Linked DNA regions of Homo sapiens: all the other regions are linked to region 2. A link is a contact called in ENCODE Hi-C data. All regions are on one chromosome and are shown on one strand. Each heading gives the region's core, a stretch centred on a gene start or an enhancer-like site at or near the end of the contact. The rest is flanking DNA. Distances are from core to core; before and after follow the strand shown. Region 1 overlaps LOC105373456 (a long non-coding RNA gene). Region 2 overlaps LOC124905977. Region 3 overlaps LOC105373456 (a long non-coding RNA gene).

Region 1 (2,700 bases), core at 84-2,583, 940 kb before region 2:
CCCCCTACTTTTTATTTCTTGTTAAATCTGGGAAGCTTTTCTTCTCTCATTCCAACCCACATTCTTTTCTTCCTGTTCTTTGTTGCTGCATGCTAGTAAAATGGGAAAAGTGTTTCTTCCACCCAGTGAAATGTTCTAATGGCTTAGAAGACAGACTCCAGTATGGAAATCAAGTTTTGGGCAGTTTATTTTCAAGACCCTGGTTCTGTTTGTCACACCACCCCTCCCTTTTTTAAAGAGTTCAGCATGATTAAATGGAGTTAGCTAGCCTGGGCTTGGGAACCCATAATCTAGATTCTGTTCCTTGCTCTGTCATTAAACCAACTGTGTGGTTTAGGTCAGATTATTTGTTTATTTGGTTAGTCAGTTTTCTTATCTGTAAAGTGTGTAAATTAGTACCTACCTTATGTGGAAGTTTTGAGCATTAGAGATGTTATTGAATTTAGACCAGTGCCTTACAAATAGAAAGGACCCAATAAATGTTAACAATTATTATTATTGTTTATTCATATATTCACTCAAAAAACATTAACTGTGTGATTGAAATTGTGGCAATGGTGATACCTCATGATTACAGTAACTTGGAGGTGCCCCAGGGCCCTGCCTGAAGCACTCATTGCTCTGAAAGGAGGGTGATTTTCTACTAACATAGTCAAATGCCTTGAAGTTCTGAGCCAAATGACCATGAAGCTTCTCTTGTTTAAAACACCACGACCCCCCAACCCTCAGACCTAGTAAGGAATTCCTATGTCGTTAGTTCCCCTCATGTATTGCTTCTGAGGCTCTTAGGCCAGTGTGTCTGGGAAAGTTTCAGGCTGGAGGCATCAAGGAGTATTAATGTGCAGATGTAGGATCTGTCAAGAATACGAGCTGTGGTGCAACAAAAACCACCTGTGTGGCTTGTGATGTTTTGAAACAGAGTGCCGGAGAGAAGGGGCCCAGGGCCAAGAAAGGAAAACGGAGCTGTGGATTTGTGTGCAGCTCAGAGCAAAGCTTAAGAGCAGGAGGCGGAGGAAACTGGTGGTACTGCCACTGCCCCACCCCCCTGCCGATGTCGGTGTTGCATTTGTATGACTGATGGGCAGTGCATACATAGGAGAGAATGGGAAAGTTCAGTGTCACCTTTGAAACTTAGAGGATGAGTTATCTCAAGGAGTGACTCCCCCATACCACTTACATCAGAACATAATAAAAAGTTTCCAAACAGTAACACAAAGCCATCCACGACTCGCCAGGACCTAAGCTGCATGTCCTTCAGACCTTGGGAACAGTAAATCTGGAAGGCAAGCAGTTAGCCTCCCAATTAGAGAACACTAGCAACGGCCATCTCCCACTACTCTTCTGAGCTTGCCAAAATCACAACAAGGATGCTGCCACAGGCTTGGGAGCAGAGCCACTGAAAACAGGCAGCCTAGTGCCCACTGGTGGCTCCGCTTCCATGGGCTGGAAAATGAGCGGCAGACTGATTGGCTGGGCTGTCCTATTTCCCTCACTGAGAGAGAACCTTTGCCAAAGCAGGCCTCATGGCTCTACTGATTGCTTTTCAGAGCCATGAGTTAAAACATGGTTTTTCTGTTCCTAATTTATGCCATGAGAGCCTGGAGTGCGACTTAACTGGGAGCTCCGCGATGGTGGAAAAGCAGCTACTGAGGTCCTCGGTGCTGGCAGAATCCTGGAGCCAGCAACTGCAGTTCAAAGGGCTGCAAAAACATGGTTTGCTGAATGAAGGGTGAGCCTACAAAATAGTTTCCCACCAAGTGACACAGGAATACGTCCAGCAATGTCAGGAGCAGGAATATATTGTGGACATTATCCAGACCAGCTTTCCCACCTACAGTGCTATCAACGTCCATTCTCCCAACACTGCAGCATTTCCTTCACATCTCTCCTAACCTGCATGAGGCCCTCCAATGCCCCCAGCTTTCTGTCCACCGCAAGGGCAATCTCATCTGATTTCCTGCACTGGTTGATGAAAACCCATATAGGCAGGAGAGAAGGAGCAGGGTGGGGAGTGTAGACAGCACCTGATGAGAAGCGAGAACTCCCCACCTGTGACTGGGGTGAAGAATTGAAGATAGCACAAACTGTAGCATTTAGCTGGAATGTAAGTACATCGATGGAGAGATGCATTACAAGTATTTTTTGGTCTGACATGAACAATTAGCAACACAGCGGTCTTGAGAAAATGCAAAATTGTACTGTGAAGAAAATTTATCTGTTTGCTTAAGTGGAATATTTGCTTTTGCTGAGAGAGAGAAGCCTGTTTTCTCCCTTGGATGTGCTAATTTTAAATGATATTGATTGTATTATTTCATTTGTGTCTCACAACAATTCTGTGGAGTAAGCACGGAAGATTATATCATGTTCATATTTCAAAGGAGTGAATTGTAATGTTCAAACCCATGTACATCAAATTAGCAGAATTGGATTCTGACCCCCTTTTTCTGACTTCAAACCTTGTGTTCTTTTCATTTGAGCTCATATTTATTTTTATTTACTTAGATGCCTAAACCCCAGGTGTTCCTAAAATAAAACATAATAAATGCTTATTTTAGACACAGGAATATTTTGTGTGGGTGCTTGTGTGCATATGTTTATTTTTCTATTTTTAAGGCACATTTAACATTATTTGGTTTCACTCAAGCTATATAAAATGAGGAGGACTTCTAGCATCCCTCTTGAGTAAAGAGATACTAAATA
Region 2 (2,700 bases), core at 169-2,668:
ACAGTAGCAGGAAGCAAGTCTGCCTTGATTACTGCTCTCTCCTCCATCTCTAGTACAGCTTTGGGTTCATCATGTTGCTTAGGGAACACTGCAGATGAATTGTCAAGTTCCAGGCTCCAGGCTGTTGGTGCTAATGGAGCTCTGAGGAGTGAGAACAGAGGTCAAGGAAGCCATCCTGGGAGGTAGCCCGCAGTTGGATTTTAAAAACCTGCCACACTTGGAGGGGCGGAGAAGAGCTTCAGGTAATCTATGGCGTGCCCCCCAAATGCCTCTCTGATGAAGATGCTCCAGTGTTTGCCTGGCCCCTGGACAGTCAGTGGGAAGACGCCACCTACACGTGAGTTGGGGGAAGCACCAGGACACAGAGCCGGTCTCCCCAGCCAGCTAAAAGGTTTAGTCCTTCCTGTAACTGGCTGACAGATCTGCTCAGGGCCCTGGTTTCCCATTTCCACTAAAATCTTCCATGCACAATACCTTTTATCTCTCCTGGACACACCAGCTCACTCCTTGTTGAGTAGCTTTTTTCTCCCCAATCTTCTAAATAAAACCTGCAGGTCTTGCCAAATGTTTACTCTATCATGCAATATTTAGCAACATGAGGGCCACAAATGGATCACAAATTGAGGAAATATTATAAGTTTGCTTTCAAATTCTGGAAGTATTTTCCAAATCATGCCCTTCTCCTCTCTCTCTCTCTCTCTCTCTCTCTCTCACGTAGACACATCATCAACCCCCTGACAATTTTGGCAGGGCCATCCCCAGCTGCCCTGGTTATAACAGAAGGCTGAGCAAGCAGTGCTGAGGGCATGTGGCTTTGGGTGGAGACCCCCATCAAAAGCTTGATGACAGGTGTGTCACTGCCTGGCACCCCGAGGGAGTGGTGTGTGCAGTCGTGTGGAGAGTATGACATTGGGGGAACCTACCTGTGAGGTGTGTGCTGGCTGGCAGTTGAGAGGCAGTGACCCAGTGTAAGTGGGAGCATGGGTATGGTGTGGTGGGTATGGTGTGTGGGAGGACCCGTGCTATGGAGGGATGGGTGGTAAAGTGTGTGGTGTGTACTGTGGTGTATGTGTGTGACCATGCATGTGCATCAGGCCGGATGTGTTTGTGTGTGAATGGTGTAGTGAGTAACTGAGGCTTGTGTGTGGGGCGGGGAGGGGTATGGGGGCGAGTAAGGAGGGCACAAGGAAGGGAAAGTGTGCATCAGAAAGCAGCTCCAGGGCGGCCAGGTCTCGGCTCTGAGGCCATCTCCAGGAGCAGGATTGCTGCTTACTCTGGGGAAGCCCAGGACTCCTGCCGTTGGTGGAGCAGCCTCAACCCCAGCCTCGAGTCTACAGAACTGTGCCCTGTGGCTAAGGAAGCTCAGTGTCTGTTGCCAGATGCCTGTGCCCAAGGAGACTGAAGCAAAACAATGAGACAAAATGTTCTTGTTGCTTTTAGGCAGCAACGATTATTCTGGACCAAGGGCCTGGGTAAGACGCTGGAGTCCTTGGCCCAAGTGAGGTTTGTGGCTGAATCTTGTGTAGCTTCAGTGTCTAGGGTCACATACGCTCTCATAATGACCTCAGCCCAAGGGAGACATAGTCCACCTTCCCAACCAACTGACAGTCCTTTGCTGCTGCCCAGAGATGACGGCTCTGTGGCAGGCTGCCCAGGAGCCCATGCTAAGGTCAGTGCTTCCGTCAAGAGCTGTCCCGGAAGAGGTGACAGTCGAGCAAGGCCAGCTCCAATCATTTCAGTTCCTTCACACACAGACGACTCTTTTGGTCACTCCCCTGGTCTGTAAGATTTAAACGTCATGCCCGGCCTCCACGGCCCTCGTGTACCTTGTCCCACTCTCCCAGCTAACCTGTGTTCCCTCCATGTTCCCCCACTCCAGCTAACCTAAGGCCAGAGAGCAAACTCTGGGCTTGTTCCGGGCTCAAGATGGAGTTCAGACAGTCCTCACTCATGGTGCAGCCTGCGGGGGCCTCTGGAAACTAAGCCCAGAGTCTGTAGCTGAAGCTGAACTCGGATGGGCAGGATATGGAGCGTCATAAATGACTGCTGAAGTGACACTCAGTTTTGAACTCCAGATCTAATATTTTTAAATGTTCAGAAAAACTGTTTGTGATTGGCTTTGAGGAAAGAGGCATCCCTGTGCCTTCCTTTTCTCGTTTAAAACTCCAACATGACAAATTGCTTCAAACAGCTTACTAACCAAGATGGCTCCACATGGGAATTATGTGGAGGAAAAGGCCTCAGAAAAGTTACTGCCAAGGGCAAATAACACAGAACACTTACCACAGCCACAGGCCAGGTACTGTGGGGGTTAGAAGACAGGTGGCAGCCAGTGAGGGGTAAAGGGGTAAATGGCAGGGCACAGTTCTGCATGGAGTGAATTTAATGCACACAGGAAAAGTCCTTAATGACAGAGCTGAGGCCTGCTCACATCTGTGCCCAGAAAGGTGCCACCCCCTATGGCCCTCTCCTCCCCCACCTCAGATCCATCATCTTTTATGCTTATTTGTCTCTTGGTGGTCCTAAGTCCCATCCAGGAAACAGAACAAGAAGGAAAATACACTTCTGGCCTCCCTTTTTCTTTCTCTGAAAATGGACGCCCAGCCCCTTTCCAGAATACAACCAGTTAGTCCATTTCTTAGCAGGCAATTAGAGTTAATCCATCCTTAAAGTATGTGTGGGAATAATCAGCCTCAAAAA
Region 3 (2,700 bases), core at 18-2,517, 700 kb before region 2:
GAGCATGTCAGAAAAAAGAGATAGTGAGAGATAATAAGAGTCTTGACGAGGACAGTGGCTTCTGGATAAAAGGCCTTGGCCCAAGCAACGCCAAGGCTGTCATCTGCCTGGTGACACCAAAGTTTCATTGTAAATATATAGCAAAGCAGGAATCCTCTTTGGAAGCCAAAATATCTCACAGGCAGCAAAACAGATGGAAGAGCTGTGAATAATAAAAGGTCTTACAGGACTGAATCCAGGAAAGGGAGGATGCCTGTAGGTGAGGAAAGGGTTACAGGTCCCCCACGGCTCTGTTCAGCCACACATACACGAACAGGGTATACACAAAAACGCCATCCTAACTGACAGGCAGCTGATCATTTCTGCAGCAGACATTGGTCTTAATATCTGCATCCTAATTTATTTGACATCTGCAGAACATCCAAAGACAATATTCAAGTATGGGATGGGCAATCCGGCTGCTTTCTGAGTTCATCAAATATCTCACACTCCTTTTTCAAATGTTTTCAGTTTTGCAAAACTCAAAATGCATTTTGCCAAACATGTTCTCTGTTAATGTTTATTTAGAAGGGAATTTAATCCGTATGCTGCTGGTACATTTACACTTAACTCATCGAAATGTTTTACTAGAGTCATTTGATGTCCAAGAAACCTTTTGAGTCTTTTTTATAAGCCTCTTCAAGCCCATTTTGCTTCGAAACAGGAAGTCGCCTGTTACTAACCATAAATGAATGCACTCCCCAGAGGATTTGGTTTCATTTAAGACACTGAGAGACCACAAGGTCTCAGCCTACCCTGAACTCCACAGAAAAGATTTTTTCCTGAACCTACCGAGAATGAGCCATGCACAGATGAGGTGCTGTTATTATTTTCCAAAACGAAATCCTTTATGAAGAGGCATCTTTCATACAACTCCTGGGAAAGACGGTTACCGAAACAGAGCGCTAAATCATTGGCTTTGCGAGCTGCACCTGGTCAATGTCACTGTCTCCTATGAATCCACTTACCATTCAGAGCTCGTTTGCCAGTATTAATAGAACAAATAAAATGGAATGGGAGATAAAGATACCGACATAGTGATTTCTTGCTTCAGGAAAACCTTCCTGAGTTACAGACCAATACAATGTTCCCAACCACAAGCCAGGGAGCCAAAGCTGATATAAACACAGCATCCAAGCCACAGAACATGACTTGTTTAAGGCTTAATTCTGTGAAGTAAGGCAGGAAACAAGATTTATCCTTCTGGGAAACTTTTGGCATTTGCCTCGGGCTGGGCCTGATTACTCTCTGCCGTCCTCACCATCCATTACAGCTATCTGAAGGACATCAATTTTTTGCCCAAACTAAGGCAAGAGAGAAATGTCTCCATCTGAGTCCTGTAGAAATCTTTGTGTTTGACGTGGCATTAAACAACCAAGAGCGAACTGCCCTGTTGTGTGTTGCTGCGAGGATCATCGTTGCTATCTTAGGCCTTTTGGCTGTGAAGGGGAGTGAAATTAGTTGGGCTAAAGCCATTTTACAAACATAGTAAAAATAAATTACTACACTTATTAATTGAATCTTAAACTTGTCATTATGGCAAACTCTAAATTATTCCAAGAGCCTTCACTGAGACTTGGCAAAAATATTGGGTGCTGGAGGTCAGTTTTCATGTATGAAATCCAGCTTAGGTTATAACTGCACAGGCTACAGAGTAAACGTTCAAAGGATGAATGGGCCATTGAGAAGTAAATCAGACTCCCTGAGACTCTTAAATGAGTGCTGGAAGATTTCAAGCCATCAGTGTGGTGGGCTACCAATAGAATTGAGCTGTTAATAGAAGATAATTTGGGGCTGTTTAATATCAAGTATTTTTCTTTGTCATGTGTGTGTAAGAGTTTGTTTTTCAACGTGTCTTGTGTCTTTATGTCATGTTATTTTAGTTGTTTTAACTGCATGCTGATTGGGCACCGAAAGCTGTGAGTTAGTCCTTGGCCCACATTGTAATTCCTGGGCACAAGGCTGGAGTGTTTACACTGCAGGGGGATGTTCAGACTCTGACCCAACTGGGAGACATTTCGGTTAACATTTGGCTTTACTTACTTGTCCTAAATACTACATTATTAATGGGGTATTAATATTAGATCATTTCATTGGTTCCTTTCTTTTCTCTTTCAAATCATATTTTAAAGGCCACTGTCCTTAGAATAAGGTTTAAACCTCTCTTTAATGTCACTGCCTCAGAATTTGGCATACATAAAACTTCTCAGGACACTCAAGTAAAAGAATTAAAACAACTCAAGCAAAAAAATAAGAAATAAAAGACGAGCAAATATATATCTTTTCAGTGACATTGGAAAAACGAATGAATTCATTCTTCAAATTGCTTATGTAAAAACTTTTATATCCAAATTCTGGTGTCACTGCTAATAGTTCATTAGGCCCCGGGAAGTGACCTGATTACATATAACCCTAATGTAGTGGCCAGAAGTAAATATTTTACAATTATTTTCCATTTTGGTCTTATGAATTATTTTTCAAAACAGGTCTACACAGTCTCAATTGCCTTATTAATTTACGTAAGATCATTTGTGGTTCAAAGCTACCTATATACATATTTATTGATTCAATGCCAGTCTACTCTTGCCAGAATAAGTCATGGAAACATCATGCCTAATGGTAGAAATGGTCTCAACTGGAAGACTATTTTATGAATTTACC

What was found. A loop is a pair of places that touch in the nucleus more often than their neighbours do. Pooled maps may share reads with other maps.
Region 1: a loop to region 2 is called in a map of heart left ventricle, with 2.9 times the contacts of the local background. The contact joins two enhancer-like sites. A Hi-C loop is called at or near these places in 7 of 168 maps with a recorded cell type or tissue (Calu3, HCT116, IMR-90 and 4 more), 1 of 37 single-sample maps with no recorded cell type and 15 of 50 pooled maps.
Region 3: a map of heart right ventricle shows a loop between it and region 2 (3-fold over the local background). The contact joins two enhancer-like sites. A Hi-C loop is called at or near these places in 3 of 168 maps with a recorded cell type or tissue (Right ventricle myocardium inferior, heart right ventricle and sigmoid colon) and 3 of 50 pooled maps.

Annotation. Positions count from the first base shown.
Region 1 is chr2:18,741,169-18,743,868 of GRCh38, forward strand. All of the region lies in intron 4 of LOC105373456 (a long non-coding RNA gene), which reads left to right. Among named protein-coding and RNA genes, the nearest start is that of NT5C1B-RDH14, 150 kb to the left of the region's middle. Within about 2 kb of position 1,334, at least 3 of the 41 ENCODE cell types and tissues checked have a DNase peak (open chromatin) inside an H3K27ac peak, as active enhancers do.
Region 2 is chr2:19,676,658-19,679,357 of GRCh38, forward strand. The region is part of intron 1 of LOC124905977; the gene reads right to left. Among named protein-coding and RNA genes, the nearest start is that of LINC00954, 190 kb to the right of the region's middle. Within about 2 kb of position 1,419, at least 3 of the 41 ENCODE cell types and tissues checked have a DNase peak (open chromatin) inside an H3K27ac peak, as active enhancers do; they include heart right ventricle, where a contact is called at or near this core.
Region 3 is chr2:18,975,609-18,978,308 of GRCh38, forward strand. All of the region lies in intron 5 of LOC105373456 (a long non-coding RNA gene), which reads left to right. Among named protein-coding and RNA genes, the nearest start is that of LINC01376, 50 kb to the right of the region's middle. Within about 2 kb of position 1,268, at least 6 of the 41 ENCODE cell types and tissues checked have a DNase peak (open chromatin) inside an H3K27ac peak, as active enhancers do; they include heart right ventricle, where a contact is called at or near this core.